Linked DNA regions of Mus musculus: regions 1 and 3 are each linked to region 2. Evidence: chromatin loops called from intact Hi-C (ENCODE). Cell type or tissue: left cerebral cortex. All regions are shown on one strand.

Evidence for each region. Hi-C counts contacts between places; a loop is a spot of excess contacts. Peaks named below come from ENCODE experiments on the same cell type or tissue, not always from the same donor. Only the 100,000 strongest peaks of a DNase experiment are listed, where the experiment ranks them.
Region 1: it touches region 2 in a loop (2.9-fold over the local background); 29 of 42 quality-filtered maps call a loop at or near these places.
Region 3: a loop joins it to region 2, with 4 times the contacts of the local background. A loop is called at or near these places in 24 of 42 quality-filtered maps.

Annotation. Positions count from the first base shown.
Region 1 is chr6:87,443,247-87,451,246 of GRCm38, forward strand. No RefSeq gene overlaps it. Among named protein-coding and RNA genes, the nearest start is that of Bmp10, 18 kb to the left of the region's middle. In left cerebral cortex, a CTCF peak has its summit at 7,991 (motif pointing left); DNase peaks (open chromatin) are centred at 3,175, 4,947 and 7,974.
Region 2 is chr6:87,394,888-87,402,887 of GRCm38, forward strand. No RefSeq gene overlaps it. Among named protein-coding and RNA genes, the nearest start is that of Gkn3, 10 kb to the left of the region's middle. In left cerebral cortex, a CTCF peak has its summit at 4,429 (motif pointing right); a DNase peak (open chromatin) is centred at 4,440.
Region 3 is chr6:87,514,843-87,522,842 of GRCm38, forward strand. All of the region lies in intron 1 of Arhgap25 (Rho GTPase activating protein 25), which reads right to left. Among named protein-coding and RNA genes, the nearest start is that of Arhgap25, 14 kb to the right of the region's middle. In left cerebral cortex, a CTCF peak has its summit at 7,595 (motif pointing left); DNase peaks (open chromatin) are centred at 3,138, 3,357, 4,033, 5,052 and 1 more place; H3K27ac peaks cover 236 bases.

The sequences.
Region 1 (8,000 bases), 48 kb after region 2:
TCATGAACATGATAGAAGAGAATGGCAGCTATTAACAAACAGATCCAGGCAAATAATGTCCTGGTTTATGTAGGAGCCGCACAGTACGATCAAATGCCGTCTGCTTGAGGACTTGCAAAGCAAAAAGCAAAGTGCTTTTGAGACAGCCCAGGACATGGTGTTGAAAAGCTCTGTGCGGAGAAAGCAAAGACTGAAGGCTGTGTATCCCCCAGGACGTACAGTAACAAGTCCCATGATCTGTCACCTTTGGTTTGTTGTGCTTCGCCATGACAACGTCTTATCACTGATAGATGTTTCTGGATCCAGAGCTGACACTTGAGGAAGTGGCTCTACTCAACTAGCTTGGTGGACGACGACTGGGTATGAAAAGTCAGCCACGGATAACAGATCTCTGCCGGGCAGATATTGAGGGGGCTCTGTAAGCAGCACCCCCATGGCCATCATAGTGATAGCAAAATAAGGCATTGTTAGAAATCTGGTAACTCCAAAGTCCCAATATCACCAGCTAGATGCAATTAATCTGTCACCTACAGCTGTAGCTAATCAGCTACTTACGGTTGGCTCAAATGCATTAAAGTTGTCACTTTGGTGACACAGAATGTTAAGATGACTGCTTAGAGGGTGGACCCAGATGCCACTAGCTAACCCCAGCTCCCCAAGGACTCAGTCCTACCTGACATTCTTGTGCCAGACTCGCCATCTTTGCTGCTCTGAGACTGCACACTTGTCTTCCTGCCGTTGATTACAGCTCCCATCCTTCTTAGACCATCAAAGGATCCCAGGGCTCTCGTGAGCTGTCAGAATAGACAACCTCAGGAGCCAGGCAAATAAAAGAAATGAGGCAGCCTGTGGCAGTGGGCCACTGGAGAGCATAGGTGTACAACTCGGGTAAACGACTAGATCTCCCAATTTTAAAGATAGAGTAGAAAAACGAGGATTTTTTCAATCTGATTCCAGAAAGAATTCTGCAGTGTACAAGAATGCTTGCATGCTCACTCGCTCCTCCCTTGCTTGCTTGCATGTGAAGGTCAAAGATAGAGGTTAAGTGTCCTTCCTCACTTGCTTTCAACCTTATTATTTGAGACACACCCTGCTCCCACTGTTGTGATTCACTCCTCTGTTTGATTCTTAGCTGACAATCAGGCTTTGGATGGGTGTTTCCTGACTTCCCCACCCCATTATAGGAAGTCCGTCTGTGCGTCACACTGATGCGCTACCAGCAGCATCCTTAAATCCCCTGATAGGCCTGCTGAGAACCTTGACCCTACCACTAACACCATGGGACTTCCTTTAACCTGGCATAACCAGGTGTGTTTGTTTTGAGCTAGTTTGTGAATTGGAATTATTGGAGGAAAAGTTTCCTTTTTTTTTTCAATCTTTAAATTTTTTTAAAATTAAAATATAATTATGTTATTTCTTCCATTCCTCCTTCCTCTAACCTTTTTATCCTCCCTTGCTTTACTCTGAGGGAGAATTTTCAAAGTAGTTTCCTGATGATGCAGGAAAATCACTCTTGGTCATATACTTATATAGGGTGTGAAATTCTTAAGTATTTTCTTCTCAGGGTTCTTTGATTCCTTTTCAACTACTCACCTTAAAGAGTTTGAAAATTTTGAGGATTATTTCCTTTGATATACCCTTAGTATACTAACAACTAATTTTTAAAATGTACTTATTAATCTATTAACAAATTCATTGCATATATAAAGAATTCATTTGGTAACATTAAATATGCAAATCAAAGCTGATAGAAAGATAAGATTGGCCATGTTTCACAATTTTACAAGTCTGGTACTCCAGCTGGAGGCATTGAAACTTTTCCTGTGCTCTACAACATCCAACAGGCTGCAGTTATTTTGAATATGGTATGTGACGAAAATTTGGCTGTGTATGAATTTGCAATTGACAAAGGGAAGTATTTTGGAGATCTGCTAAGTTAATTGCACATCCTCTTCAACGATAAACTGAAACCTAGAGGACAGCTTCTCAGATGCCAGTTGCCAGGCAGAATCTCCAAATACAGAAGTCAGTTCTTAGCATTTAGTTACAATGAATCTCCTTCAGTCCCTGGCGCTATTGTACTCAGACTGATTTCTAAACTAGCAACTGTGACACTTGTAAATCCGTCTGGTTAAGGGCAGTCTAAATGTTGGCACATTTCCTTATGTTATCGTCACATTTCCTTATGTTATCATCACATTTCATGTGACATCTGGAACATTCCACTGCCAATTCTGTGAAAGAACGAAAGTGATAAATGCAAACTCTGACCTAGCATTGAAACGAAATTCAAAGCGACCTTCCCGCAAAACAATGGAGTCTTCCCTTCTTCAAAGACAGGTCCTGCTGCAACTGTAGGCTGTCACTGATAGTTGAGTGGCCATACAGAAAGTTTTCATTTTCCTGTAGTTTGGTTTCCAACTCTTAAAGTGGAAGTATTACACTTGAACCCATGTTTACCTGTAGGAAGAGGGTTGGCATTTGAGACAGAAAAAAATGCCACGAAGAACTGTCCCTCATGTTATTCTGGTTTTTAATTTTTCAGTTTCCTTCAACAAGTACCACTCGCCCAACCTTCACATCAGACAACCCTCACATCAGACAACCCTCACATCAGACAACCCTCACATCAGACAACCCTCACATCAGACAACCCTCACATCAGACAACCCTCACATCAGACAACCCTCACATCAGACAACCCTCACATCAGACAACCCCAGAACCCTTGAGAGAAACCCGGGGAGGTAATACTGTCTTTCATTGTGACTTGGCAGATCCAATTTTGTATTACTGCATACGTCTGAGGCTGATGCCATTAAAAAGTGGGGAAATGATCATTTCTCACACTGTTAAACATTTCCTCTGTTGAGTTTTCTTCTGTTCTCCCTGCGGGTATATCTGTTGAGGTGTTGTTATTGGTATTCCTAAATATATGTGACATGGACAGATGTTGGTGACCTCATGGAAAGTAGCAACATCAGAAGAGCTAGAGGTGGGATTAAGAAGAGAAAAGGAGAGGAGAAAAATTCTCAAATCTCCTGGCCGCAGTTTTCCAAACCGAGGAGTCTCAAAGCTTTTAGTACTTGACAGTATTTTGCGCAAAGCCTTACGAAGCTCATCTTGCTGGTGGGTGGAGAGGAAGAGTGAGATTCCCCACTGGTCCCGAGCTTTCGGAAAAATACAGATGGCCACACTACCACTGCTCGTTCTGCCCTATCTCCTGTTCTGAGGTAAGAGGCTGAGCGAGGGAGCCTGCCCGTTCTTCTTAAACCCTAGCTTGCCTCTCCACAGCTGCAGTACCTTGTCAAGAGAAGACAAGTGTCAGCCTCGTGGGCAAGTGTGAGGATTAATGGTGATAATCCTCCATGGAAGTGTGTGCCAGTAGTGAGGGGCCACAGTAGCCACGCCACAGCATCGCCAGTGGAAGCCTGTTCCCTCCTCTGAAGGCTCTGACTACCTCGGATTTATGCACATGTTTCTCTGCGGCATGTTTTTATTCTTTTCCCACAAGAAAGGTTTTGGCTGGGAGCTGACTTTATCATGCATTTGTTTATTTGTTTATGACAAGGTCTCATGTAGACCAGGCTGACCTCAAACTCACCATATAGCTGGAAGTGACTTTAAACTTCTGAACTGTAGCTCCGCCTCCCAAGTGCTCAGTCGACAAGTGTGTGGCACCACACCTGTTTCATGCAGTGTTGAGGATGGAGCCCAGAGCTTCATGCATGCTACCAAGTGAACTAGCAACACCCCCAACTTGATCGTTGGTTTTAATGGGATAAGCTTCTTCTTATAATTCCCTCCCTCCTCTCTCTCTCTCTCTCTCTCTCTCTCTCTCTGTGTGTGTGTGTGTGTGTGTGTGTGTGTGTGTGTGTGTGTGTGTAGCAGGGTTCATCAGAGTCCTTGGAAAGCTCCTTTTGGACACTCCCAGTAACAGCAAGGACATTTCAGCTTCATGGAGTAGGCAGTCTGGAAGGACAAGGGGTCGGTCTGAAAGGCTCTCTTCTGGCAGTGAAAGTCCCATAGAAAGAGACCCAAGAGAAATCTCTGGTATTTTCCAATGACTATTGAGCCACTTCTTGTTACTTTCTGTTCTCACTTGATGTGAACAGCTATTATCCGCTATGTGGTCCTAGTGCCACAATGCTTGACTCAAACATACGGAACCAAGAAACCACAGACTAGTCCTGTTAAAACCATGAGTCAAATAGATCTTACCTCCCTGAGTTGTCAGTTTTCTTGGTCTCAGCTATGCAAATGCAGCTAATAGTTCTCATAGACCTCGCAAATGCAGCTAATAGCTGTCTTAGACCTCCCAAGTAAGCAGTAGAAAAATGTGGTCATGGTTCTTGGAAGAGTGATTTCAACTGTCAAGCCGCTGCTTCCTTCTTATCCTCCAGAAATCAAGTTTGGTTCACAGTTCCTTTCTATTTCTTGTTGAATTCCCCCCTTGGGTGTCCAGAGACATTTCACTTTCAAATCATAAAAGGAAAGAGAGTGGTGGGTTTATAATAAGCATAGTGCCATTGTTGACCTCTGTGTGACTTGACTTCCAGCTAACTCATATATTCAGAGAGAAAAATGGGATCGGATGTGGCCATTCCTTTAGCACTGCACAGATGAGGGGAAGTGACATCATGGCTAGAGAGGCGTCAGTGGTCTGTGTCTGAACACACATTCTCAGTGGGCTCCCTGGTCTGTGTTTCTCATTGCCGTTCTCCAGTTGTCTTGGCACTTGGCACTCTTTCCTCTAGGCTCTACTATGACCAATGTAAGTGGGTTGTGGCTATTGGCCAGGTGAGGTTAGGAGATTTTACCACCCTTTAAGTATTCAGATTTAAGTGTCTGTACTAGATGTGGCTTCAAAACCCATCTAATTTCATCCTGGACAGGCTGGGTGGATCTCCAAGACCAGGAAACACTTTTCACAGCAGGTTAACTGAGAACTACCAAAGCGTGGGCTGACTGCTGAGCCCACACATTCTCTGGGAAACAAGTTACAGGATTCAACTTGAAGCATTCACTTAAAGCTTCCGTTTTTCCCTAAGGCTGATATTGAAACAGTTTTCACCTCTCACACACCACTCAATGCCCACCAAAGCGCCTGGTAGAATAGGAGCCAATAACTACTTGTTCAATGGATAAATAAATGAACATCAGAGAAAGTCTACATCAGTGAGAGTCTATGGAATACTTATCCGGTATGAAAAGTAATGAGCCGGCCTCAAAGAAGTTGTTGGTATCAGGTTTAGGTGTCTCACCAGACAACGCTTCTGTTTATTTCCAGCGTCCAGAGTATTTTTAATTTGGCGAGTGAGGAAGTTGACTCACCTGGTCCTCTCTCGGAGGCATGATTCTTTCCTTCCCTTCTCTATTGCATGAGTTCCATGCCTGTACAATCTTTCCACATGCAGAGTCTCTGAACCCCGAGACCAGGTCACTTCTTAGGCGCATATGCCTCTGTACCTGCTCAGTGTAACACGCTACACACTAGATTGACGTGCATCGTCCCAAATACAGTGAGTTTCTTTCCCTGCTTAATGTTCTTACTGCCTTGCCAAGTTCTTAAGAACACTGTTTGCCTAAAGTAGACTGAGCTCCCTGAGTTAGAATGGCTGGAGACCCCTCATACCTGGTCATGTTAGATAAGTAACTCAGCCTATCAGAGAAGCAGCCCCTCTCTTCATAGCACACACTCGGTAGCATTTCCTGCTGCCCGCCTGACTTCCAGAGCCAGACAGCTGTGGGTCAGCGACTTCAGAGCCACAAGCTGCCTACCGTGGCTCAAGTTCTTTGTTCAACTCTTTCCCCGAATTTTCAGATTGCCTTGGTAAGAGAGAATGAAGGTAGGAGGAAGAAGGGAGGTAACAGGGGAAATAAAGATCTAGTCTGAAGTAGTGCAGCTGCCTGAAGTCAGGAAAGAATGAGTTCAAGGAATGTGTCTAGAAACAAAACTGACAGGCTTCATGAAGAAGCTGATCTCCTGGGAAGGAAGGTGTGGGAGATTCCTGCTGGTTCTGAATGGTGATTCTATTGGCCGCGACTGATGAACACACTGTCAGGGTGTGAACCTGAGTTGTCCTTCACGGGTTCATGTTGTAAATGCTTGTCCCATAGCTGTGGCACTCTTGGCAGAATTCTCATTGCTTCCTGCCTTTTTTACTCTTCCCCAGCTACTGTGGAGTAAGCTGAGTGGCCCAAGCTCTGTGCCCCACAATCCCTCCCAGGCACATTCAGCGGCCCACTTTGGTAAAGGGTATTGTAAATCCTTTATGTCCTCAGGTCCTGAGACCCTTGCCCATTTGCAGCACTCAACTGTCCCTGCAGTTTCTGTGGAAAGATAAGTTTCCCTCTTCTGCATTGTATAGTGTATAGCAAGCCTGCCCTAGAGAGAACACAAAGGGTTACTCGGTACGGCCAGCAGTCACAGCAAGGGGTGATGAGACAGAATAAAAATGATTAAGATAAAAATAAAAAATAGTATCTAACACTTACTAAAGCTCTTAGTAAGTGCCAGGCAGAGTTCCAAGGGTGACACCTTGCTTAATCCTCATGACAGCCTTATGAAGTGGGTAATGCAGATCCCCTGTTTATTCCTGCTTCTGTGTTAAGAGAGCTCAATTTAGTTCATCCCCATGGCAAGGCAAAGGAGCCAAGATTACACACACAAACCTACTGATTGCGAGAAGGATACTGAGAACATTAATGAGAAAATGTAGAAGGCTTAAGGTACTAAAAGCTGGGGTTGTAGCAGAGTTAGTAGAGAACTTACCCTGCACACAGGAGTTCCTGACTCCAGTCCCCAGCACCACATAAAACAAGGTGTGGCGGTGTACACCTGCAATCCCAGCACTCTGGAAGCGGAGGCAGGAGGATCGGGAGTTCAAGGTCATCTTCAGTTACCTAGTGACTACAAAGTCAGCCTTGGATGTGTGAGATGCTGTCTTTTAAAAAAGTTATTTCTGGGGGATGCCCCGAAACATGGAGGCAAGACAGGGATTTCTGCCTTGCAAATACAGCTCTGTTTCTTCACAGTGTCTCCAATACTACACAGGTGGTAGGCTCATCACTACCGATGGTGAGCAGCCTGGCCCGGGGTGAGGTAAGTTAAGCAATAAAGACCAGGAACTTCTGTCTGGCAGACACCCCTTCCAGAGGAACCATTTATCCTCTGGAATCCCTGGCCTGACTCTGCTCTTCTCAACATCGCTTCTTACCCAGAGTAGTAACTTTCCAGCCCCCTCATCATCTCTCAGCAGCCCCCTCTTCAGCACCAGGGGACCCTTTTCAGGTCTAGCATGAACAGCTACAGATCTCTCACTGGAAGCATCTATGCGTTTATAGCTCAGGTCTCAGTGACTTAGTAGCTGTGTGTGTAGATGCATGTAAACAGGAAAAGCAATGCTTCTAAGATCCCATCTGTAAATGACCACCATTACTGGGAGCTCCTGTTGCGTTCTGTGGGATTCCTCAGACCCAGAGCTTAGGCTAAGCATCGCCACTCTTTGTCTCTGCCCCTCTTGCTTTGTGTGCCGTGCTTGCTGTGCTGGAAGGAAGGCCAACAACCCAATACCAAAGCTACAAGAACCCACAGCTGGTGGACCAACCCCGGCTTCCGTGGCTGTCAAGGGTCACTGAGGTTTTTCTCAGGAGTGCAAAATATAGAGCTGGTGAGATGGCTCGGTGGGTAAAAGTGTCTCCTTCCCATGTCTGTGTGATGACCTAAACTCTATAATAGGTAATGAGACCAATATCAATAAGGTAGTCTTACTAATAAATACATCTGCACCCCTGTTCTTCAAACCTGAGAATGTATGGAAGGCATGTTGAACAGTGGCTCTGCGTGCCTTATGCCAAACTGGCTGTCAGGTTCCCAGAGCTCACCCTGGCCTCTTGTCCTCTGTTCCAGGCTGACCGGATACCCTGGCTCTGGATTCCAGACTGTGGCTCGAGGGTGCAGCATGGGCCAAGGGTTCCCTCTAGTGGCAGTGGCAGTT
Region 2 (8,000 bases):
AGTAGGAGGGCGAAGGTGAGCAGCCTTGGATGGCACTCCTCTTTTTCTGTGTCATGGTCTGATGAGTTCTGAGCAAGCAGCCTTGAGCTCCCACTACCACAGCCCCACCCAGAGCCACGTGAGCCACAGGGCCGCCCACACCATAGGGAAGCGCCTCCACGGATCGAAGAACCCCAGACCTTGAGCCCCAAAGAACTGCGCTGTGGTTGCTTCTGGAGATGTTTACCACAGTGAGAAAAGTGGCTGACACCTTAGGAAAGGGAAGCTCGCTGACTTCAGGGCATGAATATGATGACTGGGTCTGGGTTTTGTGAGCATCCCAGGCTGGGACAGGCAGGGAGGTTGAGTTAATGCTGCCTGGTCTTGGAGCTAGACACAGGCTGTATGTATTTAAAGGGTTCCATGGATACGGGCAATGCTTTGCATGTTAAAGCAGCGGAGATGGAAGTGAGGTTTGATAAAGCAAGAGCTTGCCAGAGGGGATTTCTGAGCTGTTTTCTCCATCAACCAAAAGAGGTGTTAATCCCCTATCTAGATAACGGTCCTTGGCACTAAACTGCGGTCGATCCACTGTCAGGCAGGCCCCGCTGCTGAGGAATGTTAAAATCATACAGGACAGTCCCGAGCTGGCTCCTCCCCACGGTAGGCGTAGGAGGGACCGTGAGAGCTCTGAGCATTTTATTCCCCAACCTTGCTGCCCTCTCACACCAGGACAGTAGCAACAAATCAATGTTCCTGATCATACAGTGGGATTTCACAGCTCTGACTGTTTAAGGCAAAGTCAAACAAGCAAGCAAAAAAAAAAAAACAAAAAAACAAAAACAAAAACAAAACAAAACAAAACAATCCTGTGACCCAAGGACAGAGAAGAGCTGGCACATAAGCATCATCAATGCATTTTTTTCTATTTTAAAAATAAAAACTCTGAGTTCAAGGCCAGTCTGATCTACATATTGAGTTTCAGGTCCACTAGAGCTACATGGAAAGACCCTGTCTCAAATAAGATAAAAGCTTGGGGCTGGAGAGATGGCTTAGGGGATGAAGGACTGCTAACAAGCCTGTGGATCCGAGTTCAGTCCTCAGAAGCAACATGGTGGAGAGAGAGAGACTTGACCTCCGTGACTCCCGTGGGTTGTCTTCTAATGTTCCACAAGTGCCCTGTGCATACGTGCACACATGTGCATGCGTGCACACACAGATAAATAAAGATATATGTAATTTTAAACAAGATGATGTCGTTGCTAAGGCCATCACAGTGCTGTGCTTATTCTTACGCTGTCTTCCTTTCCCACGCATCTTACTCTGTCAGCGTCCTTATGTGTAACATCACAGCACTTACTCTGTCAGCGTCGTTATGTGTGACATCACAGCATCTTTGTGTGAAACACAGAGCAGCTATGGGGCACAGTCCTTGTGAAGAACCTCCCGATGCAGATCCGAGTCAAAACAGATACATTGCAGCACATGTGCCATGTACCGTTCCTAACGTATTGATCTCCACTCTCGCGCGTGGTCTATCTCAAAGCCCTTTTCTTTTTCTTCTTCTTTTTTTTTTTTGTAAGAAGGTAGAAGGTCATATCTTTGTCTCAGCTTTACTTCTTTGGCTATTGTTATGATTTTGATATGGAATATCCCCTCCAAAGGTTTAAGAATTGTGAGCTTCTTCTCCAGCTGATGGAAGCACCTGGAAACCTTAGGAGGCAGAGTCCCACCCAGAGGACGCGTGCCCCCTGGGGAGCCCATCCTTCCTTCCTTTGGGGCTGTGCCCTGTCCTTGCCGTGGCCGGGGCTATGGAAATAAACCTGGTGGAGGAACCAATGGGACAGAGACTGAAGTGTCATAGGCTTCTGCGACTCCTCGAAGAGTCCTGGTCTGCCATGCACCAGTGGTGAGACAACTCTAAGGACCAGAGGCCAGGGTGGTGGCTGCCTCCCCTGCCTTCACTGAAATCTCCCAGGGGACCGGCCCTTCTACTCCCTGGCAAAGGAGTCAGATCCAGCTAAACAACACATGTTGTGCCCCATTTGTCCTTGAGTACATAAACTCTAACTGGCTAAAGATACCATGTTGTTTATGTACTAAACAATGAGGTTAGATCTGCGCCTCGATGCTGGTTTCTGGAGTTCAAATCCTAGAGATCTTCATGGGCTCCACCTCCACGTTCCCCCCATTTCCCAGTCCCTGTTTCCACCTCCACGTTCCCCGCATTTCCCAGTCCCTGTTTTCACCTCCACGTTCCCCCCATTTCCCAGTCCCTGTTTTCACCTCCACGTTCCCCCCATTTCCCAGTCCCTGTTTCCACCTCCACGTTCCCCCCATTTCCCAGTCCCTGTTTTCACCTCCACGTTCCCCCCATTTACCAGTCCCTGTTTTCACATGGCTTGAGTCATATTCTTCTTCCACACTGTGGCTTCCCTTCTTCTGTCCCCTCCCCATCTTCTCTCTCTTCCTCTTCCCTCTCTTCTTCTCTCATTTCCTTCCTTCCTTCCTTCCTTCCTTCCTTCCTTCCTTCCTTCCTTCCTCTCTTCTTCCCCTTCTTCACTCTCATCCTCTTCTTACCAGCTTCCAAGAGATGTGAAGGCCCAGAAGTAACTGGGGGTGAGCACTGAAACTATGTGGGGAATGACAGCACCCCCTCAATACCTTGTTTCCCCGGTCTTAACAAAACTACTACTGAGATCAAACATGTTCTATAGAGCATTCTTCTCTTCCTCCCTCCCCTTTCCTCCTTTCTCTTCCTTCCCTTGTCCATCTTACCACCCTTCCTCCCTTTTGACTTCCCATGTGCAATTTGCAACTCTTGGACGAGCCCTGTGTACAGTGCGATTCTGCAGTACAAAGTGAGTGGGAGTGGTTAAGAATTGACTAGGAAGCCGTGTGGGATCCCAGTGACAAGCCGGCCTTGGGCGCCATCACGCTGGTTTCAGAGGTTGGCTCTGGCATTTGAAAGTTAACGGGAGGGGGTGGGGTCATGTTAGCAAGAACAGGTGACATTAGAGCTATTATGTCTTTTCTTTTAAACATACCATCTATGACAGCAATTGTTTTTGCCTCTAGGCAAATTTCTAATTGCACAGAGGATGCTCCCTGTTAAAACATCAGTCACAGGGTAATTTCCTTTTCGTTAGCACCTGGTGATGACCCGCTCTTGAGAGGCTACCACCATGGTTGGTTAACAGAACGTATTACACACATGTACTTATAGGCACACACATTCTCACATGTGTCCATGTGTCTGAAGTGTTTCTGTGTCTCATGTAAGCAGGATCACATTTATTTCATCACACTGTCCTTTCCTGATGCCGCGGGGAATGTGTGTGTGTCGGGTGTGTGTGTGTCAGAGGTGTGTGTGTGTGGTGGGTGTGTGCATGTGCTGGTATTCTTGAGATCTGTTTCGTCCTCCTGTGTCTCTGTTCCGTAAAGACCCAGGACAGTTGATGGATGCCCCTCTTCATTCACAGAAAGCCTTTACCCACACTGTTCCTAGCTCATTACACAGAAGGTTTTCTATTTTGATGTAATTAATGATCTTATTTAAGGTTACTAAAATTTTTGTTGAAAACACTTTCTTAGTTTTTTTTTTAGAAAAAGGTTTATTTTATTTCACTGTGTGTGTCTGTCTCTCCGTCAATCTCTCTCTCTCTCTCTCTTTCTCTCTCTCTCTCTCTCTCTCTCTCTCTCTCTCTCTGTGAGTGTGTGTGTGTGTGTGTGTGCGTGCGCATGAATGTGTGCATCACACGTGTGTGCAGGTGCATGTGGAAGACAGAAGAGAGCATCTGACGTCCTGGAGTTGGGTTGCAGGCAGTCGGGATCTGCCCACTGTGGATGCTGGGAACTGAATTCAGGTCCTCTGCAAGAGCCACAGGCAATCGTAACCACTGAGCCACGGCTTCAGCCCTGTAAAAGCCTTTTCTATTTATGAAATATTTTTCTTTAATTCTATATATCTATATTGTAGAGTTTAAATATAACTTATTTAGGATTTACTTTTGTAAGTGTGTGGCTTAGGTTTTAATGGACAGCCTTATTTCAATACTATTTATAAATATAATTATTTCCCAGCTTATTTAAATGTTACCTTCTTTGCATGCTTGATTCCTACATACACATTGACTGACCAGTTTCCATTGTGTTACTTCAATATTTGGTCTATTTTCATAACAGTAGTATTTTTGTAACTATAGTTTTCCAAATACTGTTTTTTTTTTTCTCCCCCGTTTTTCCTATTTTCAAAGTTGTCTCATCTCTTCTTGCTCACTATCCCCATATGACTTTTAGGGCACATTATCCAGGATCTTTGATTGACAATACATTGAATTTATTAATTAACATGGGGGAGAATTAACAGATCATTTTCTACTTGTGAATTTGATGTTTCCTGGAAGCAGAACGCTTCCTCTTAACAGTAGTATGCCGTTCTCCCCATGGCCACCAGGTGGCGCAGGAGCAAGCCGCTCCTTAGGAGTGTTTGAGAAACGCAGTAAAGTGAACTGCAACTGTGCATTGGTCTCTCCTGGGATAGAAGGAGCAGGTGATTTTCCTTCATTTTATAGGTGAACAGGAGAACCCAGGAAAGGTTCTCAGGATCTGGAGACAGTGCAGAGCCCCTGTCAGCTTTAGCATCTGAAAGGAGTGAAATGAATTGGAAATTCAAAGCAAACAGGAAAATAATTTCTCAGAACCAGACTGTTCCCTTCATGGAGCTGCTTACAGCCCCACTCCCCATGAGACGCGGGTCATGGGATCACTAAGCTTGGGCAGGCAACCTTTAGGGTGTACCTCACACCCATGTCTTCCCTCCTCAGGCTGTCATCCTCATCTGCCTTCTGCTGTTAACCATGAGCCTCAGCTCCCCTCCCAATTCATCCTTTAACCAAGTATTTGTATTGTGTGTGTGGAGGGGTGGGGGTGAGAGCAAAGTAAGTTAGTGTTTCAAGATGAAGTCACTGGGCTACGTGAGAAACTGGGACACCAAAAGCTAGGGAGGGTTGTTGATAGACATCAAGGAAATGTCCTTAGTAGTTATCTTGGTTCCTTCTGGGTTACTCATAAGGAGCCTCTGAGGGGCCTCAAAGGACCAGAACATTAGCATCTGTTGATCCCGGGGGACAAAAGGCATGCGTTCAAGACAAGCTGTAGAATAAGCTCCAAGCATCTGCAGGCAGCTCTCCTGTCTGCAGCAGCTCAGGGCTGCCACTTCCTCTCTATCACCAGTCACAGGAAGGCTGTTAAAGAAAGTCACTGAGGAAATTAGACCTTTGGGCATGCCTCTCAGCACCTAGTGTTTTGACTTCCTGTAGCCTTAAGAAGAGGAATTAGAAGCCCCAGTGTTGCCTGATAAGGCCAATGGTGGTGAGACTTCTGGAAGAAACTAAGTCTAAAAGTTATGCTCCCCTCCCAAGAAGATATTCTTTGTTCAAGAACACCATTAGCAAGCTGCAATATTGGGACCCAGAAGGCACTCTGTGAAAAGCTCTACGGGCTGTTCCTCTTTCTTTGAACTCACGAGGGCTACCAGGGCTCCTCTTAGTTCTCAGTTCTAACCTTGGCTGCATATAACTCATAGCTGGACAGGCATGAGGAAATCTCTTGTTTGGTGTGTGTGTGTGTGTGTGTGTGTGTGTGAGAGAGAGAGAGAGAGAGAGAGAGAGAGAGAGAGAGAGATGTGCAGCACATGTGTGTGCATGTGTCTGTGCACATACACCCATATAGAGCATGGAGAGGCTAGCCATGGATATCAGGCATCTTCGTGTGTGTGTGTGTGTGTGTATGTGAGAGAGAGAGATGTACAGCACATGTATGTGCATGTATCTGACAGAGGCCAGCCATGGATATCAGGCATCTTCCTGCATCACTTTCCTGATTATCTTTCAGACAGGAAGTGTCACTGTCCCTGAAACTGATTGACTGGACTAGATGGCTGGTGAGCTGCAGGACGCTCATTTCCACCCCTTGCCCATCAGCACTGTGGTCATAAGCCTGGACTTCGGTAGGTGCCAGGGATGGGACTCATGCTTTTCTGGAAGGTTCTTTACCGATAGCCAGCTCCCTAGCCTTGACACAAAGCCTTAATCCAGAGTGTGACCTGATTGTCATTGGTCCCCGTCAGTCTGACAGCTCTGGATACCCCAAAATACTATGCACATGTTTTAATTGTCTATCACATCTTTCTGGAGGGCAAAGGCCAGCCTTATCTGTTTTTCCACTGCAGAGATCTGCTGCAGGACTTGGGGTTCACTGCTTGTGCCATATCAAGCCAGGTCTTGTCACCCATCCTCAATAAGCCAAATTAATAGGGAAAAAGCAGGAAAAGAATATTTAATGCATCGGCACTGGGAAGAGGAACAAGAGGCCCAGCATCCCACACTGAGCTTGACTTTGTAAATCTCTACCCTGGAGAGAAATTCCACCTCTGAATGTCTTGGGATCCAGCCATTTCCTCTGCCAGCAGGAAAGTCAAGAGGAAATTCTGTTTCTTGGGGTCCCCTCTTTCAGATAGTCTGACAGCCAGATGGTGGAGGCCAAGCGTCCCTAGAGTATATCAGTCGGGATCCACAGGCAGGCTCCTGGTTCAGTATGACAAGTGGGGTCACCCAGAGGGTGTTTGTGGGTGAGTAAAGGCAGTTCTGAATGGCGCTACCCTCATAGGGCCTCCCTCTTTGGAGAAACCCCAGATAATGCCACATCCCAGAGCTGTGTGTGTCCCTGCAGCTGGTGCACTGCGAGGGTTTCCGTCCGAGCCCTCATAAAAAGCCCCAGTGATAAGCAGAGGAAACGGCTTGCCTCTGGAATCTTCAACTGCTCTGGAAGGAGCCTGGTGTGTGCTTGGGATGCACAGCCACTTGTTGTGTGAGGTGGAGACTGCTGTGAGCTCTAGGGAATGCATGTCCAGTGTTTGGTGCTGAAAGGCTGGAAAGAGAAGCGGAAGTGTCAGGGCAGCTGATTCTCAGAGATGAAAGGGTCTGTGCCTCCCTGGACTACAAGGGATGGCCAAGGGAAAAAATGTGGGGATAGCCAGGGGCATCTCAACTGCTTCTCAGTTTTTGAAGGAATTAGAAAACCTGTTTTCCTCTTTTTAACCTGACCTATCTGATTCCCTTTAAACTTTCACAAACCCCCACAAAAAGAAAACAAACGTAAGTAAAGCTTGAATGGAGGGTCACTCCTTTGGAGACACTGAGATCTCTGAGATAGCAGGCAAGGAGCACACCTGTTATTCGATGCGTTCTCACGACCGGCCAGGAAGAACACAACAACCAGAATCTTCTACGGCAAAGCTTTATTGCTTACATCTTTATGGGGCCAGAGTGTAAGAAGCAAGAGCGAGAGCAAGAGAGAGAGAAAAACGAAACCCCTTCTATTTTAAAGAGAACAACCATTGCCTAGGGCGCATCACTCCCTGATTGGCTGCAGCCCATGGCCGAGCTGACGTTCACGGGAAAAACAGAGTACAAGTAGTCGTAAATACCCTTGGCTCATGCGCAGATTATTTGTTTACCAACTTAGAACACAGGATGTCAGCGCCATCTTGTGACGGCGAATGTGGGGGCGGCTTCCCACAGTTCCCCCTTTTTCTTTTAATAAGAGCAAATAGGCCACCCATATTAATGAGAGTGGAGATAGAGGTCAAATCCCCAGTGTGTAGGTAAAGGAGCCATGTACAGGATTAGCTCTTAGGCTTACAGGCTTTTACCCAGAACAACCCTGACCTGCTCCCGTGTCGTTTTGCCTGGGGGAAGGGAACTAGGACACTGAACCTTCATGAAAGATGACATGTCTCCCTAGAATAGGCTCATATATGCCGCAGAGCCTTTCCATTGCAGTGCTTAGCCTTGCAACTCTCTCGGGCTGCTGAAGCACACTCACTCTATCTCGTGCAATGAGACTAGCCTCGTGAGATATAAGAGCTGAGTGGCCAGCGACCTATTGCCTAAGCATAGATATATCAGGGGAAGCTCCATGTTCTAGTCCTGCAAGCGCCTGGGCAATAACCACCTTGT
Region 3 (8,000 bases), 120 kb after region 2:
TCCTAGAGATCCAGATGTAGACCTCTCAGCTCCTTCTCCATCACCATGTCTGCTTGTATGCTGCCATGCTTCCCACCATGAGGATAATGGACTAAACCTCTGAAACTGTACGCCAACCCCAATTCAATGTTTTCCTTTACAAGAGCTGCTGTGATCATGGTGTCTCTTCACAGGATAAAAGTTTTACTAAGACAGAAATTGGTACCAGGAACTGTAGTATGGCTGTGATAGGCCTGACTGTGTTTTTGTTTGGAGAAATGTAGACTTTGGGACTTTGGGTTAGAAAAGCAGTTCAACACTTTAAGTGGGGCTCAATGGGCCATCCTAGTAGGACCATGGAAGACAATGGTGTCTCTGAACTGTGGGGGCCTGACTCAAGAGGTTTCAGAAAAGAATATGAGCACGTGACCTAGAGATCATTCTGTGATATTTTGGTGAAGAATGTGGCTGCCTGTTGTCCTATTTGTAAAGTCTGCCTGGGGCTAAATTGAAGAGTTCTGGATAAACTGTGTTAGCACAGGAAATTTCAAAGCAGCCTAGCATTGACTCTAGAATATGGTTATTAATGTTCACACTTATGAAGATCTATAATGAAAAGGAACAAGCTGATAGAGGAAAATTACAAAATGTACAATTTGAGGAGAAAGGGGGCACCAGGAAGTGGAATGGAGCTGAGTCCTGTGTTTTAGGTGATAACATTTTGACATGAATGGAATAAAGGAAGTAGTGGCCTCAGGGCAAAATCCCACCCAGGTAAGCCCCCAACTGTAAAAGGAATTAAAGAGCATTTAGATCCAGGTCTCAGGGTACACACCTTTAATCCCAGCAGTCTGGAGGTAGAGGCAGGTAGTTTGAGGTCAGCCTGGTCTACAGGACAGTCAAGCTTAGGCAGGGAAGGAAACCATAAAAACCAGAAAATTGATGAAGATGTAAAAGAACAAGGGAGTCATGGTTGAGCCCCAGCAAGCAGAGAACTTGGCAGAGAATTGTGCTTTAGAGTCAAGAAAAGGGTTATGGAACTCTCTGTGACTAAGGAAAGCCACCGAAGCAAGGTCTGTATCAGGGGTGTCCCTGCATGGAGGCCTAGAAAGGACATTAGGCAATGCTGTGAATGAAGGTGAGGCCTGGATTGCCCCCAAATGTTGAAGATATCAGAGCTATGGGACACCTGCTGAGGAAAGCTGCTAACAGGGAATGGAATTCACCAAAGAAAGGGTGTTACAGTGGTGCAATCCATTCACCCATACACACAATAGCAATTAATTTAAAATTCTTAAATCTCTGAGTTTCTAGCTCCTACCCCAGGTCACTTCAGTTGGCATCTCTGGCATGGAACCTGAAAGTAAACTTACCTACGCTCCCAGGGCAGCCAAGTTTGCAAACCAGTTAATGGGAGGAGAGGTGGTGCTCCCTCCTACAGCCGAAAGCTATCATTGTTGTTTGATTTGCTGAATCCTGGGGTAACTGCACTGAACCATGAAGTGTTAATGCATAGCAGGCTCTGGGCTTCTCACAGGAAAAAAGAATAAAGCATATAAACACTACAGGCTAGAGGAGGGCAGAGACTAGCAGTGTGGTAAGAGAAGGGAGTGGGAATTCATATGAGAGATAGTCACTAATCAGAATAGGAAGGGTCCTAAGGTCAAGGTCAGGCTCAAAGATGACCCAGGTTCTAGAAGAAAGTGGAATATCAGGATTGTGTGTATAATTTGTAGGACTTGGTATTAAATGAAAATACAGAGTCTCTTGTTTGGAAACTATGGAGAAATACAAGACAGTGGCAAGAGAATACAAGACCCAGCATGGGTCCTGCAGAGTGGAGCTGGGAGCACACCATGAAGCCCACATTGTGGAAAGGGGATCTCGGTTACTAGTGGAACAAAGAGACCCTCCGAGATGACCTAGGGGTGGAAGGTGCTACAGTTTCCTCACAAGCTGATGATTGAATGCTCAATCCCAAGCTATGGTACCATTTTGAAGGTTGTGGAGCCATTAGTAGGTGGGGCTTGCTGGACAGAAAGAGGTTCCTAAAGTTAGGCCAATGAAAGCTATGCACACCCCCAGCTTCAATCCCTTATACCATTACACCTCCTCCAATACACTGAACTGAAATTTCTTAAAAACATGAATCAGAGTACACTTTCCTTACCTTAAGCTTGTTCTGTTTGGAACACCAACGAGAAAAGTAGCTTACATAGAAAGCCACCCATTAATGATCTTTCCATGTAAAGGTCCACAGACATGCTGGCTGGACTGGTATAGATTTTTTTCTACTCATAAATGAATGGCTTGAGTGGCAGATGTGATGTTGAGACTGTAGGTACTGACTGGGTGGGTGTTGAGATGCCTGGAGTATCATGACTCTGGGGAAGTAGTTTGTGGAAGTGTGGGAGGCTTATCTGGGTAGAAGAGGAGAGTTATGGCAAAATTTCTGCTAAGGCAGCATGCAGCAGTGTCAGGGTGAGAGGTTAGTGCAAGAAGGAACTGACTTACAGAAGTCTTAGGTGATTGTAAAATGTTTGGAGGAACTAAAGAAGCAAGTTTTTATCCCCCCAGAACACCTCCCCAAGCCATAACACTTGATTCTTACATTGTCTGCCTGTCCGAGGACACCTGGAAGAAGCTGTCTCATCACTGAGATGAGCTGCCAATATTCTAGCAGCCTGGACACAAGGTTGGGTCTGAAGCTTAGCTGCTGGAAAATCTTGAGAGTTCTTGCTTGACTGACCAGCATTATGCACAGCAGCCATGGTTGGAATCTCAGGAAAGCACACCTTCCTTTATCTTCTCTTCTAGTTTAATCAGCACCAGTAATCTGGTTCCAAAATCCTAGCTGCAAGGGAGTCCCCTCATTAGTTTTCCAATCTCTTCACACAGTGGAGTGAGTCCCTAGTGAGGTGTCTAGAGTAGCCATCATGCTGTCAGCAGTAATGGACAGGCAATGGAGCTATTTTATGAATATGTAGTTAATGAGCTCCTGGTCTTGCTGAAAAAACATAGTGATCCCTCCCTCTGCCCATATCACAGTCTTCCCTCCTCCTCTTGGTTTGCTTTCTCACCCCTTCATGCACTGGATCTCTCCCTGTTCTGCTCACTCATTCCCTCCTCCCCATTTTCCTCTCCCTGGCTCACTTACTCCTCCTCCTCTCAGTTGCTCATTTATGCTAACTAATCCTAAATGTGTTCACAACAACAGAAATGCTCTGCAGCATCATATTTATACTGAAGGTTACTTCTCTCATCCTCAGTAGAGAATGTGAATTGGGTTTTTCTCCAATAAAGAGAACTAAGCCAAGTTGTCCACTGTACCCGTAGCCCTCAGTTTGTGGCTGTTTCCTAGATAGTAAGGAAGAAACCAGTGCCCAGTTAGAGATGAGCAGGGGAGGGAAGGCAGATGAAAAGAACGCCCACAGACCTTGTCGCTCGAGGCTCAAGTGGAATAATTCCTTGCTCACACTCTGGAAGACTTTGATGATAAGAGCAAGAAGTATTCCTTCTGATCCTAGCCAGCCATAGAGGCCCTGGGACTGAGACTATGCAAATTCTCAGTCACTTCTCCAGTGTCCAAATGATCTTCTGAAACCAAACGTATAGATTATAGATAGATAGATAGATAGATAGATAGATAGATAGATAGATAGAGATAGATAGATAGATAGATAGATAGATAGATAGATAGATAGATAGATAGATAGATAGAAGCTAGAAACCTCTAGACCAAGCCATTGTTCTATCATAATAACAGCAACTAGAAACTAGAGATAACAAATGTAAATAAGCTTTGGCCTCATTTTAATTTAATGTCTCCAAGACAGAGGAAAGTTAGAAAAAGCCCAGCTATCCCACAGCATTTTCGGCGGTAGCTACCACGTGAAGGCGCATCCTGATTCCTGGAGGATCTGAAAGTAAATCAAGTAGAAAAAGCTTTGACTTTAAGGAACTTACAGTGTACTTGTGCAAATGAATGAGATCATTTCAGACTCAAAACCGCATTGTCAGGCAGAGACTAAGGAGGCGGATGCAGAGACGCTGGAACCCATCGGACAGAGTACCCAAGCAAAGGCTCTGTGGAAAGACCTTGTTTTCTCTGAAGCTCAACAAGCACCAGATAGGACATCGCAAAATCTCAGAAAGGGCATTTCAAGGAGAGCAGTGACCCGGCCTTGAGAAACCCCAAGCAGAGTGCTTCCAGAACTGGAAGTCGGTGTGCCCAAGCACAGGCAACAGGACCAAAGCCCTTGCAGATAGGTTGGTAAGGGCGTGCATAGCCTACAAATGGAGACCCTGATTTTTTTTTTTTAATTTAATTCTAAAGCACATTGATAGCTTGAAGTGACAAATGGCCCAATTTGATTCTTTTTAAGCAGTGCTGAATCTGGCCTGGTGTGGAGCATGTGTTGCATGGAAGAGTAGGAGGCAGTGGCGAAGGTGAGACACGCTGGGGTTTGCAGGGTCAGGGGCAATAGTGAGGTCAGACCAGAGACAGGCTGGTGAGTCCAGAGCTTCATCAGTGGATTTAGTGTGAGGTGGGAGCGAAAAGGGAGAACGAAGTCGACTCTTAGTGTTTGGTTACAGCCCCTAGGTGAAGAGTAGAGCCTCTGACTAATGCCAAGTAAAGTGGTTGGGAAGAAAATCCAGGATGCTGTGTTAACCAAAGTAGGGGAGAGCAGCCTCTAAGGCATCCAAGCAGACGACTGAGCGGTCACAGCTAACAGGAGAGTAGCAGCTGGAGAGTCAAGCCACAGGAAGGCCTCAGACCGCCTAGCTGGTGGGGCCGGATGAGTCGCAGACCGATGCCCTAAGCCCTGGTCAAAACCAACTTCAGAGACATGCAGCCTGTGTAGTGCAGTCAAATGCGGTCCTGCCCTGACGGAGTTCCTGCACCTGGGTTGATGCTCAGCTGCCACCATCTTGTGATTCTTAATGCTTTCTGACCAAGAACCCTGGCGTCTCCCCCATGAACGACATAGCCAGCGCTGCCTGAGACACCTGAGTGTTACGAGGCGTGACGTAGGAGGACATACTGCTGAAGGGTCTCAGAAAGAGTGGGCACTGAAATCGAGGAGAGCCAGAAGGTGTGAGAGCAAATGAGCCCTGAAAAGCCTGTTCCAAGGTGACATCGTGGTATCATTAGACATCGTGAGGCCCAGAGGTGGGTGGGGCCAGAGTCTGGGTGCTCGGGCTCCCTTGGCTTCCTGCCTCAACCTGAGGAGACTGTGGAGGCCCGCTAATTCGCAGGTCTCTGGATGGGCACCCCCTGTACATGTCTGAAGGCAGAACTGGAGGTAAAGATGGGAGCCGATGGAATCTCTTCATGATGGGGAAGGTGGGGGGTGGAATTCTATTTTAGCTGCCCCATTTTCCACTTTGAAATATAAACATCTGAACAAGAGTATGAGGAACTGTTAAGGCCTTGAGAAGGAAAGAGCATGATAAATAGCTCGGAAGACAACTGGAGGACTTGCTTTGGCTCTCAACATCAGAGTTTATTCAATCCATCACGGGGGAGGACACAGGGTAGCAAAGCAACACGGTCATAGTGGCCAGGGAGCAGAGAGAAAGTAGTGGCTGTACCTCAGAGCCCTCTCCCCACCCCCACCCCCCATTTTTAACTCCTTCCGGGCTCCTAGGACAAACTAGATAATCCTGCTAGCTGATTCTTCTGGAAACTTCCTCAGACACACAGCCAAAGGTGTGCCTTCCTCATCTCATCTCAGGGGCCCGAAATCCACTCAGACTGACAAGATTTCGGGGCAAAAGCAAAGGAACTTTGGTAGATAGATTCTGCGGCCCGAGAGAGGAATATCCTTTCCAAATTCATGTTGAAACTTAAACCCCACAGTAGCAATGCCTTAGCAAGCTATTGAGTAACCGCAGCAAGTTATTCAGTAAGCTCTTAATTCTCCAGAGCAGAATTAAGGCCTTTCAAGGCATGAGCTATGCCCTGAGGTCGCCGCTGAAGGCTTGGTCTCTAGTTTACAGTGCTATTGAGAAGGTCTGCGTCGTAAGGATGCTGACCTTACAGTGGATTAACTGAGTCCAGTCTGTCCCTGGAGAGCTGGATCCTGGTGGAGGATGGAGAGGGGCCTCTGGAGGGCACATCTTGTCCTTGGTGTCTGCAATATTCCTCATCTCTCTCCTGCTTCCTTCCCAGTAGACATGACCATCTTTGCTCAGCTACAAGCTGTCTTCCATGATGTCTAGTCTCACTTTATACCAAAAGAAATAACACTGGTTGGGCATGGTGGCACACACCTTTAATCCCAGCATTCAGGAGGCAGAGGCAGGTGGGTCTCTGTGAGTTCGAGTCCAACCTGGTCTACGGAGTGAGTTCCAGGTCAGCCAGGTATATTACACAGAGTAGCCCTGTCTTGAGAGAGGGAGGGAGAGAGAGAGAGAGAGAGAGAGAGAGAGAGAGAGAGAGAGAGAGAGAGAACACAAGAACTAAATGACAGTGGACTAAGGCATTCAAAACAAGGAATAAAATAAGTATTTTTTTCCTTCAAGTATCTTCTTGGGTACTTTGTCTCTGCAGCGAACAGCTGACTGACTGAAGGCTCTTATAGAATGTTCTGAGGAAGTGGATTTGCTTCTTCTGCTTTTCAGCCTTTTGGACTCGCAGTGTGCATCTTCTTTGCCCTTCAGGCCTGTGGTAGTGCTATGTATATGTAATAGGTTTCCCCGTTCCCAGGAGTGCTAAAACCTTCACTCTGAACTCCCTCGCCTGCAGCACTGGGAGATGCACATCTCTGAACTTTATCATTACTGGTCACAGGTAACTGTAGCACAGAGAATTCAGTTAGGGTCTCAGTGGCTCTGCGAGTGGCCACCTAGGGTGATGGGCATAAGCCCGAAGTAGAACCAGTCAGCCCAATGGTTAGACTTTCTCCAGGGAGTTCAGAGTGGCAGGGGAGAGAGTGAGAAAATGGAAAGAAGAGGTAAACTGAGGACACAGGACAAGGGGGGGTCACGGAGGTGAGGTCAGAAGTGGCGCAGTGTGTGATGGCTGGCCTGTGCTGGGTAGCAGGCAAGGGGGGTCACGGAGGTGAGGTCAGAAGTGGCGCAGTGTGTGATGGCTGGCCTGTGCTGGGTAGCAGGCAAGGGGAGTCACGGAGGTGAGGTCAGAAGTGGCGCAGTGTGTGATGGCTGGCCTGTGCTGGGTAGCAGGGGCTCTGTGAAGAAGCAGAGTGAGTGACACCCTTCAGAAACTGCTCTGTAATGTCCAGAGTCAGGGGTAGCAAAAGGCTGATCTTGTAATCTAACCCATGTGAATGTGTCCTTAAGGTCTGTATTCTCAAATTCCATCCCAACCCTATCTCTTTGCAAGGACTGGGTTCCCAAATCAAGATCTTTTTCTTTTCATTCAAGAAATATTTTAATCTGGAACCTTACTTTTAACTTAAGAAGACAAATGGGCCTTTACAGTTTCCATTCATTACAGTTCTGGGTATTTCAGGCCATAAAAAGATGAGCCTTGTGGAAGCTTTAGGCTGCTCAGAGAATAGGTTAAATCCAGGACTTTCTGGGGAAGTATATGGAAAACAGATGAAGTTTCTCTGGAGCAATGGAACCACAGAACATTGTCTGTGGGCGTCCTCTGCTGGCTGTAAGTGAGAAGCAGTCGGGAAGTGGAAGGTTTCTTAGAGATGGGCTGGAATGATAGATAACACAACAACACTGGGCCTTACAGAACAAACTCCATGTTGCTTCTTTAAATGCTGTAATGACAGTCACACGTCTATGCTATGTCTGAATTTTTTTGTGTGATAGGACTCTTTCCTCAGATAAAAGGCACTTTGAAATATTTTAAACAAATTGTATTCTTTGAGAAATTTCAGACCACCCTCCTCCCATTCTCCCCACCCCCACTTTGTCTTCCCAGATTCATGTTGTCTTTTTTAAACCCTCTAAGCCCACTTAGTGCTGCCAGAACGTGTACAGATGTCCAATCATTGCCGGCACGTGGACCTATGCAGTCAATAGGCTGTTTCTCAGTGTCT